2 separate regions of the Homo sapiens genome follow, and region 1 is linked to region 2. A link is a loop called in an ENCODE intact Hi-C map of the cell type or tissue named here. Cell type or tissue: CD4-positive, alpha-beta T cell. All regions are shown on one strand. Region 1 has its middle 31 kb from the start of IFNW1. Region 2 overlaps FOCAD (focadhesin).

Region 1 (5,000 bases), 170 kb after region 2:
TATAGGCCATTGAATCGTTCGATAATATAGATTGAAATTTAAATACACATTTGTAACATCCGCAAAACTCAGTGAACCAATATTTCCTAAATAACGAATTCATATATTATAAAATTTAGCATGGGCAAAAGAGATCCATTCAGTGTATGGCTTATTCATAAACTTCTATGTAACATAATTTGAAAACTCATTTTTTTTTGGTTTAAATTCCACATTACAACTAATCCTTATGGAACTACCACTTATCCAACTCTGAAATGTTACATGATGCATTATAGCATCAAGTCTTCCTTCCATTTCTAAGATACACTTCTTAATAATGATTAATTAATTTATTAATGTGATTTTAAATGTTGTCACAGTGGAAAATATATGGAACTGGGGAAGATAAGTTAGCTTTGAATCATAGTTCTGCTATATAATAGATATTCTTGTACAGAGTAGGTGCTCAATAAATGAGAGTCATTATTACTTACTGGCAGGCTGTGGAGAATAAGACATTGTTTAAGAGCTTGATAGGATTGGTGAGGATTTAAAGTGCTTCCTGTAAAGTGCTTAGCACAGTCCTTGTTGCAGTGTGAACATTCAATAAACATTAGCTTTTATTATTTATATTAGTGGATTTTGAACATCTTTTCATTGACTTTAAGGAGTGAGGCTAACCTCTTTTTAATTCCTATGTTTGATGAATGTTTACCTCTGTATGTAGCTTTGCTTCAATATATTTTAAGAATAGTGCTTTAATTCCATTACTAACTAAACTACTTATTTTACTTTTTCTTCCTGACTTAACTGAATGTGTCAGTATGATTTTAAATATCTAAATGTTCGCTTTAAAAATCATTTTAAAAAGAATAATTCCAGGCATTGTGATCTAATTATACAACTTAGAGTGTTTTTTCTCTGGAGGAATTTGATAGTTTTCTGTAATCTAATACAGGGTAATTTTTGTGAATGATTTATAAATATATGAAAAATATATTTTTTATTCTAAGTTGTAACTTAGTGCCCCAGAATCTTAGCCAATAATGTATCTTTTTCAATTATATTTGAAATTATTCTTGTTATTTTTCTATGCTATATTTTAAATCACAATGCTAAAAATGTCAATATTAAAATGACATTTTTGTTTGTTTCTCTATATTTGCTAACTTTTTTCTGTATATTGTATATTAAATTTCAGTTCTATGTCTTTTATAATTTGGTTATAAATCCTATTTGTTTCCTATGTATATTGATACTCTTTCTCAAATGTTCATTGAATTCCCACAAGTATCAATATTTATATTAATCAATATCTCATTGATATTAATATTGCCACCTCTATTTTTCCTTTGTTGTATTGCTTTTCTCTTTCTTGCCCATCTTCTTCTTTTACTGTTTTAGTATTTTTAATTTTAGGCTTTTCTCATATGTAGAGTAATAACGGGGTTTGGTTTTAAGCCAATCAAGACTTTTTTCTTTTAATAGGGAACTCTAAGCAGCTTATATTTATTATCTTAACTATTATGTGTTTGGTTCTTCACTTTATTGCTTTATGCTTTACTTCTTGCATTACTTTTATATGTTTTTAACATTTATACTTCCTTCAATTATTTAATTATTATTAATTTCAGACAATATATTTTTAAAAGAAATTTAAATTTTCTCTTATTTTTGAACTAAAAATTGCATAGTACTTTAAAATAACATTTTAAAAGTATTTCAGAACTTTTAACTGATTTTATTATTTACTGCCAGCTCTTACTGATACTGTTGCTTTTGGTCAACATAGTATGTATAAGAGATAGGAGATAAGTAGATCCGTATGCATGTGAATTTATGTTCATAAATAAATATATGGGAAGTTCCACGAAGTTGATGAAGAGAAATTCATTCCTGATTTTAGGAAATAAAAGCATATTAATTTAAATGCTCTTAGAAGGAATGCATTTGGATGCAATAAGCTAGATTAGCGTCACATATTCCAAATATATTCCTGCATGTTTCAGGAGTCATGTAATCAATAGAACAGTGATCAACTTAAACAATTTTCATTTTAAGAAGAAACATGCTATCAATATAAAGTGATGAGTTTGATATTCTTGTCTAGCCTGCAAACTGGCTCTGAAGACAGTTCTCATCCTGGAATTGAAAACTTTTTAAAATAGTGGTAATACTGTTGCCATCATTGATTGTTATAGCTTCTGAAGTGTTTTTCAAGACATATTTGAAACTGTAGCAAGGTACATTTATAATGAAATAAACAACTGAAACTTTTACCTGAGCACCATGTAGACTCTTCCTTTACTATGTCTCTACCCCAACCTTTTACCAAGAAGGCAGATGAATTCTCTTGGGTCTGAGTGTAGCACATAAGCACCAGGGGTTCCCTCATTACACCATGCTTTCCATCTATTTCTGTAGGTTTTTAATGGCCTTTCTTTGGTGATCCTGATCCAATGTTGGACAGGATCAAACTAAAACAATGGAAGAATAAAGATTTTAGGGAACTCTTTTTCTGTGCTCTAGACCCTCAGCTTTGGAGTGTTGCTTTGACTAGTGCTGTCACTCTTAACCAGGTATGTACGCTTGATGTTATACTGCCATCTACTGGCTATACGTCAAATACTGGCTTAGAGACGACATACTGATAACTTTACCATGGTCATTAGCTGGGAATAATTCAGGAAATTAGAATGTAAAGAAAGGACAGTTTGATGTGCTGCCTAAGTAAAAACAAAGAAACAAATGCATAAATGAAGCCCACACAAAACCTCTAATTCATAATAGTGATCCCAGAAATGTGAAATTTGTTTTTCGATCACTGTATTCTTTTTTACTCCCAAGATAATCTTGTTATTTCCCATTTTTGTTAAGTAATTTAAAAAAGAAAAGGGAACATACATTCACACAGGACACTAATCAGAACAACAAGGCTATATTTTTGTTTGTGTTGTGTTTTCAATGAAACAAAAAATTGAACCTCAGGGTTGTTAAACCCTGACATTATGTTCAAATTAATGTTCCAGGAGGGCCCAATTTTGTTTCTAGGGGTTCGTTTTCTCAGATGCTTTTAAAAATGGGTAGAAAGTGGTGCCATGAGAAACAATGGCAGAGTAAAAATCTCTAAAAAATTTGCCCCTTCATAAAAGTAAAGAAAAAATGAGCAAAATTTGTCAGAATAAATCTTTTTACAATATTATGAGTTATCCCAAGGCATGCAACAACCCAGGAGCATTTATTTGAGGAAAACAGCTGTAAGTGTAAGTATAGCCAGATTTGTGGCATATTAACTTGAATTAATCCCATCACCCATTATCAAGTTCAGTGGTAGCCTTAAAAAGCAATGGGCTTCCTTCCTGGTACCACTGGGAATAGAAAAAATCTGGAGTGCCTTCATAGCTTCATTCCTAAAGATTGTCATTATTTGACTTCGAAATACCCTAGTAGAAAGACTTATCTTTATTTAAGCTGTCTGGGAGCTCACTCAAAGCTAAAAGACTCTCCCTGAGGAGTGTTGACTAAAGACATTTACAGGCCAGTGTTTTGATATAGTTGCTACCTGAGGTGATTAATTACGGTTGTAGTAAATAATGACCAACTGAAAATCTTAAAAGGAAAAACAGAGATGAGATGTCTATAAGGGCTTTGACAAATTCTAGCATACTTTTGGGAATCTAGAAGGGCATTGTACATGTGTAAGTTTGTGCACATGTTCAGGAAAGACCCAGTCTTTCACTTCTGGCTGACTTTTATCATAAGCAGAAACTGAAGGCCAAGGCAGGGTTGAAAACTGCCTGGCTAAGTATTAAACATGCACTTCAACATGCACACAGAGCTTCTTGGCTAAAACTGAGAGATTTATTTGTTCCAGATACTTAAGGAAATCTCTGTTCAGTCATTAGCTGGCCACTAAGCTAACTGATTAGAGACTTCAGTGGGCACATGTGCTAACGAATACAGACTTTACAGAATTAGTGCAGAAAAGACAGCAAGTAAACAAATAACAACCCACAACAAGCAGCAACAACAACCTCTTGGGGGATGGGGAACTAATTTATACAGTTGCTGCAGTTTATTATTAAAATGTCCACTTTTCAACAAAAAAATATAAGAATGCAAAGAAACTATGTCTTATACACAGGTGGAAAAGTCATGAATAGAAACTTCCCCCAAAAGCCCAGATATTAAATTTATTAGACAAAAACTTAAACCAGCTGTATTAAATAAGTTCAAACACCTAAAGGAAGCCATTTCTAATTAATTAGAGGAATACAGGAGAACAACATCAGATCAAAGAATACCAATAAAGAGAAAGAAATTATACAGAGGAACTGAATAGAAATTTGCTAGCTAAAACGTACAAAAATTGAAAAAGAAAACTTCACTTGAAGGGTCTAACAGAAGATTTGAGTAGACAGAAGACTCAATGAGCTTGAAGACAGATCAATTGAAATTATGCAGCTGAGGACCACAGAGCAAAAAAATGAATGAAGGAAAATATATAGAGTTTAGAGGACTTGTGGAACACCATCAAGCATACTAACATATATATATAATGAGAACTACAGGAGGAAAAGAGAGAGAAAAGGGGCAGCAAAAATATTTGAAGAAGTGTGGCCCCAAATTTAGCAAGTTTGGTGAAAGATATGAGTCTACACATCAAAAAACCTCAACACACTTCAAGTAGAATAAAGACAAATAGATCACACACAGGATAATCAAATGATTGAAAGCCAAAAACATAGAGAAAATCTTGAAAGCCGGAGGAGAGAAGTGACTCTCACATACAAAGGATCCTCAATAACATTAACAGCAGGTTTCCTATTAGAAAACACAGAGGCCAGAGGGTAGTGGGATGGCATATATAAAATTCTGAAAGGAAAAATAACCGAAGAATTCTATGTCTAGCAAAACTATTCTTCAAAAATATAAGAGAGATAAAAACATTTCCAGATAAACAAAAGCTGACTGAGTCCATCATTAGTAGATCTGTCCTACAAGAAATGCTAACGAGC
Region 2 (5,000 bases):
GACAAAAACCAAACACCACATGTTCTCACTCATAGGTGGGAATTGAACAATGAGAACACATGGACACAGGAAGCGGAACATCACACACGGGGGCCTGTTGTGGGGTGGGGGGAGTGGGGAGGGATAGCATTAGGGGATATACCTAATGTTAAATGACAAGTTAATGGGTACAGCACACCAATATGGCACCTGTATACATATGTAGCTAACCTGCACATTGTGCACATGTACCCTAAAACTTATAATAAAGAAAAGAAAAGAAAGATTGTAGATATATTAAAAAAAGATTATCTTACCAATTTTTAAGAATTCATTATATATTATGTACATGAACTTTAGTCTACCATATTTATTACAAATATTTTTCTCAGTCATTTTGCTGATTTACTTTTTAAAAAGAATATAAATGTATTATTACCACTGAACTGTACCCTTAAAAATGATAAAGATGGTACTTTTATATGTATATTTTACCTTAATAAAAATTAAATTAAAAATTGAAAAAAAAATACAGAAAAAAAATTAGCAGGGCGTGGTTGCAGGCGCCTGTAGTCCCAGCTACTCAGGAGGCTGAGGCAGTAGTATGGTGTGAACCCGGGAGGCGGAGCTTGCAGTGAGCCGAGATCGTGCCACTGCACTCCAGCCTGGGCGACAGAGCGAGACTCTCTTCTCAAAAAAAAAAAAAAAAAGAGTGTGGTTTGAATATGAGTAAAGAAAGAGTTTGATGGCATGGTTGAAGTATCTTGAAAATAGAAAATGATTAATGAGAAAAATAGGGAAATTTAGCTGTTATTTGAATCCAATGAAGAGTTGAGATTTTGAACCTAATCCATGCATTTATATTGCCTTTTACAACCTAGGAATAAGATATTTTCATGTCTCTTTCCATCCCTCCTGCCTCCTCTTACCACCCAAAGATGTTCATTGTAGCTTAGCTCAAGATGTTATAAAGTTGGGAAAAAATGTGAGATTAAGATGCCGCCAACTTTAGCCAGTGGCACAGTCAGGAGTGACTTTCAGGCATTGTCTCCATCAGTTTTCAGGAAGGTTGTTTAAATGCGGGGAGTACCATGGGGATGAATTACCCACCATACAGATACTGAGGTGTTTAAAAATTTCGTATGTCCAAGCATATTTAACTTTAAAATTTATTTTTGTTACTAATAAGTTTCTTATTTCTTCATTCTTACCTTCTTTGTTGATTCTTACCTTCTTTTATTTTATTTTTTTTTGTTTTTATTTTTTATTTTTTAAATTTATTTTATTTTTTTTCTTTCTTTTTTTTAAATTATACTTTAAGTTCTAGGGTACATGTGCACAACGCGCAGGTTTGTTGCATATGTATACATGTGCCATGTTGGTGTGCTGCACCCATTAACTCGTCATTTACATTAGGCGTATCTCCTAATGCTATCCCTCCCCCCTCCCTCCACCCCACGACAGGCCCCAGTGTGTGATGTTCCCCACCCTGTGTCCAAGTGTTCTCATTGTTCAGTTCCCACCTATGAGTGAGAACATGCGTCCAAGTGTTCTCATTGTTCAATTCCCACCTATGACTGAGAACATGCTGCGTTTGGTTTTCTATCCTTTTTAATGAACAACTATATTGAGAGAGAGACGGGTAGGCCTGGACTTCCTGTCCAGTTAGTGGACACTTGCCTGTCTGTTAGAGCCCAATTAAAAGCTCAGGCCCTTCAAGAAGTCCTTCTTCCATCCTCTCCAAACTTTTAGTTCTACGGTTAATGAAGTTTAGTGCTTCATCATTACTAATGCTCTCTAGGTGTCAGTCCTTGTGCAGTTCTCCCTTTTTTTTTTTTTTTTTTGAGATAGGATATCACTCTGTTGCTCAGGCTGGAGTGCAGTGATACCACAATCATGGCTTACTGCAAGTTCGACCTCCTGGGCTCAAGCAATCCTCCTGCCTCAGCCTCAAGTAGCTGGTACTACAGGCATATGCAACCATGCTTGACTAATTTTTTTATTTTTTGTAGAGACAGGGTCTTACTGTGTTGCCTAGGCCGGTGTTGAACTCCTGGCCTCGAGTAATCCTCCCAACCCTGGCCTCCCAAAGTAATGGGATTACAGATGTGAGCCACTGCACCCAGCATAGTTCTCTTTTTGGCTTCAGGTTCAACTGATACTTACTGAGCAGCTGCATACTGAGCTAGGCATTTTCACATCTGTTTCTCATGGAGTTACATCCATGTCACAACCTAAACATGATACTGAAGTAGGAATCATCATCACTTTGGTTTACAGATAAAGAATGTGAGTCTCAGATAGGAGGCTTGTTTCAGGGTCATATGCTTAATAAGTGGCAGAGCCAAGAGAGAAACCTGGGACATCTGACTTCAAAGCCATTTTTCTTTCTTACATAACACAGTATGGATAACACATTTCAATAGAAGGAAAGCAGTTTGATGCTGGACAGTATACTGTGTATTTATTTTTTTTCTGACATGCAAGTGTCACCCACACTTTTTTTTTTAATATTTTAATTCTTCCTTCTGCTTTTTAACTAGACCCAGACCTGAAAGCCTGACTCATGATTTAAAGTATTCCCTTATCTAATGAGATTTCAGGAGTCTAGGGCAAGCCTCCCTCAAGTGAAACAGTGGAAGTCTTACTAGAAGGTAGTTAGTAGATGCGGGAGTGTACTCCCTCAAATGATAGAATTCACCCAGAGCAAATTCACCATGCTTCCCGATTTAATGGACATCTCCCTGCTGAAAGAACCCGCACACCTGGCCAGGCTGGTGTTCGTGAGCCTATCACTAAGATTTTACTGCCATCTAGTGGTAGCTCATTGTGCCATTGTGATCCTCACAGCCGTAACTGTAGTCATGCAGTCATCAATGACCCAAGCTTTGGTTAATTACTACTGAGCTTTTAGAAATGCGATAACATTTGTATAGCGCTTTGTAAAGGGCAAAGCGCTATATAAATGTTAACTGTTATTAGAACTAATTATTAGATGGCCTAGTACTTAATCTGCAGGATTGCCTACAGTAAACTAGGGAATTGAAGATTCATCTCTGATTAATTTTAAAAAATATATATCTGAGTTGATGCAGCAACACAAATATCAGAATTGCTTAGCTTTTAAGTTTCAGGATTTCTTTTGCTGGTGATATTTTAATATACTCTGATAATAGATTCAAATAAGTAATGACATAATAGTGTATGGAATTTAAAAACTCAAATTATCTTTATCATTTGTTAGCACTCTTATAGAACATTTATGTTAGCAACTCCAAAGTTCAGTTTCATACCCAATATTATAATTTGTTTTTATTTCCTCTGTTGGAGACACCAACACTTAACTCCTTTTTGCTTTCAGTGGACAGAAAGTTATAAAAGCTACCTCTGCCCAAGCTATTCTTGGTTCAAAGCTGGCAGACATATCAAAGAGAAGCTAGAATGAGGTAAATATGTGGAATTGCTGAACTAAGCACCTGGGGGAACATTTTAAGACTTAGAACAAGAATAAACACATTAAAATATAGAAGATTTAGAAATCAGAGGGAAATCAGGAATAAAGTTTTAGGACTACATTATTGGTGCATACTGGAAAATTGAGATGAATGAGAGGGGACCTATTCAGAGGGGCAATAGATGTATATGCCATAGCATGTATATACATACACTGTTATATATTCATATGTTACACCAGTCACTTAACTGCCGCTGTAGCAATGAATAGAATCGCTAGTGAATTATAACGTTGCTCAGGTTATAGTAATAATTGCTATGATAAATTTTAGGTAAATGTGAACTAGAAACAGATGTGTTTTTCAAAGCCTTAATACATCTATCTCCTGAGATGATGAAAGAGGGGCTTCAATCTAGGGGATAGAGATATTTATGTGCCCAGGATAGCCTGAAAAGCAAGACTTACATACTTCCTTGTTTATTCAGAAAGTTAAACCCTATTGGAATGAGCTTTGAGAGGAATTTGTTTTCCAGATGAGCCCAATATTCCTCTTTCTGAAATTAGTCTGGCAAGAAACAGAAACTGAATTTTCTTGGTTGAATCTTGCATGATACGTTCAGTGAATTTTACTACTTATAAAATTTGCCTACTACTAAACATAAGAATCAAGCCTTGCTTTTTTCTTCTTCCTCTGTAGATCTTCTCTCTACTCTAGACTCTTAAAATTCTTCATTTGGTTAGTTCTTCAGCTTTCAATAAATACTGGTTGAGTGCCTGTATACGCCAAGCAGTATACTAGGTGCAGCAGATACTGTGGTAGGGAAAAAAACAGAAAAGGTATACCCACCCTTATGGAGCTTTCAGGCCAGGGAAGAGATAATAATCAACCAATACCCCAAATAATTTTCATCAGAGTTTATAATTAAAATTGTATGAAGTAAATTAGCACAGGGTGCTGTGGGAGAGTATTAAAGAGGCTCTCTGCTGGGCGAGAGATGATGTCTCTGAGGAAGTAACATTTGAAATCTTAAGCATAAGTAGCAGTTAAATAGTCAAAGAGAGAACAACAGTCAAATGTGTCTAAGTATTAATCAAATTTTGTCTAATTATATCTTTGGTCTAATTCTGTCAAATTGTTATATGCATCAATATACAAAGATAGCCAAAAAACTTCCCTGTAGATTCTAAATAATAGCAAAGGCTTTACATTCATATTAATCAAGAGTAGCCTTTCCTCTTCCGTAAATGTGATTAGTCTCAAAAGCATGTTCTATTGAGATCTTAGATGTTGATTTAACTGGTTGAAAATGCATTGAGCTTGTTAAGTTTACGAAGCTGTAACAGCAGTTCTGCCTGACTAATGATGGATTATTACTGTAGTAGCTTCTTTACGAAGGATTTTTGAATGGCTGATCGTTATGCAACAGAAACTAGAAAAACACACTTGAGATACGGTGCCTTCTCATACGTATTCCATCATGGCACCATGAAGGGCACTGAGAGGGGCTTTGGGTTTGGCAGATGGGGCAGAAGGCTAGGAATAAAAAAAATCCCCTTGTATTGGCCG

Evidence for each region. Hi-C counts contacts between places; a loop is a spot of excess contacts. Peaks named below come from ENCODE experiments on the same cell type or tissue, not always from the same donor. Only the 100,000 strongest peaks of a DNase experiment are listed, where the experiment ranks them.
Region 1: it touches region 2 in a loop (6-fold over the local background); 46 of 110 quality-filtered maps call a loop at or near these places.

The regions. Positions count from the first base shown.
Region 1 is chr9:21,108,554-21,113,553 of GRCh38, forward strand. No RefSeq gene overlaps it. Among named protein-coding and RNA genes, the nearest start is that of IFNW1, 31 kb to the right of the region's middle. In CD4-positive, alpha-beta T cell, CTCF peaks have their summits at 2,567 (motif pointing left) and 2,780; a DNase peak (open chromatin) is centred at 2,578.
Region 2 is chr9:20,938,479-20,943,478 of GRCh38, forward strand. The region is part of intron 28 of FOCAD (focadhesin); the gene reads left to right. Among named protein-coding and RNA genes, the nearest start is that of HACD4, 91 kb to the right of the region's middle. RefSeq lists a silencer at 2,842-2,891. In CD4-positive, alpha-beta T cell, CTCF peaks have their summits at 2,787 (motif pointing left) and 2,988; a DNase peak (open chromatin) is centred at 2,783.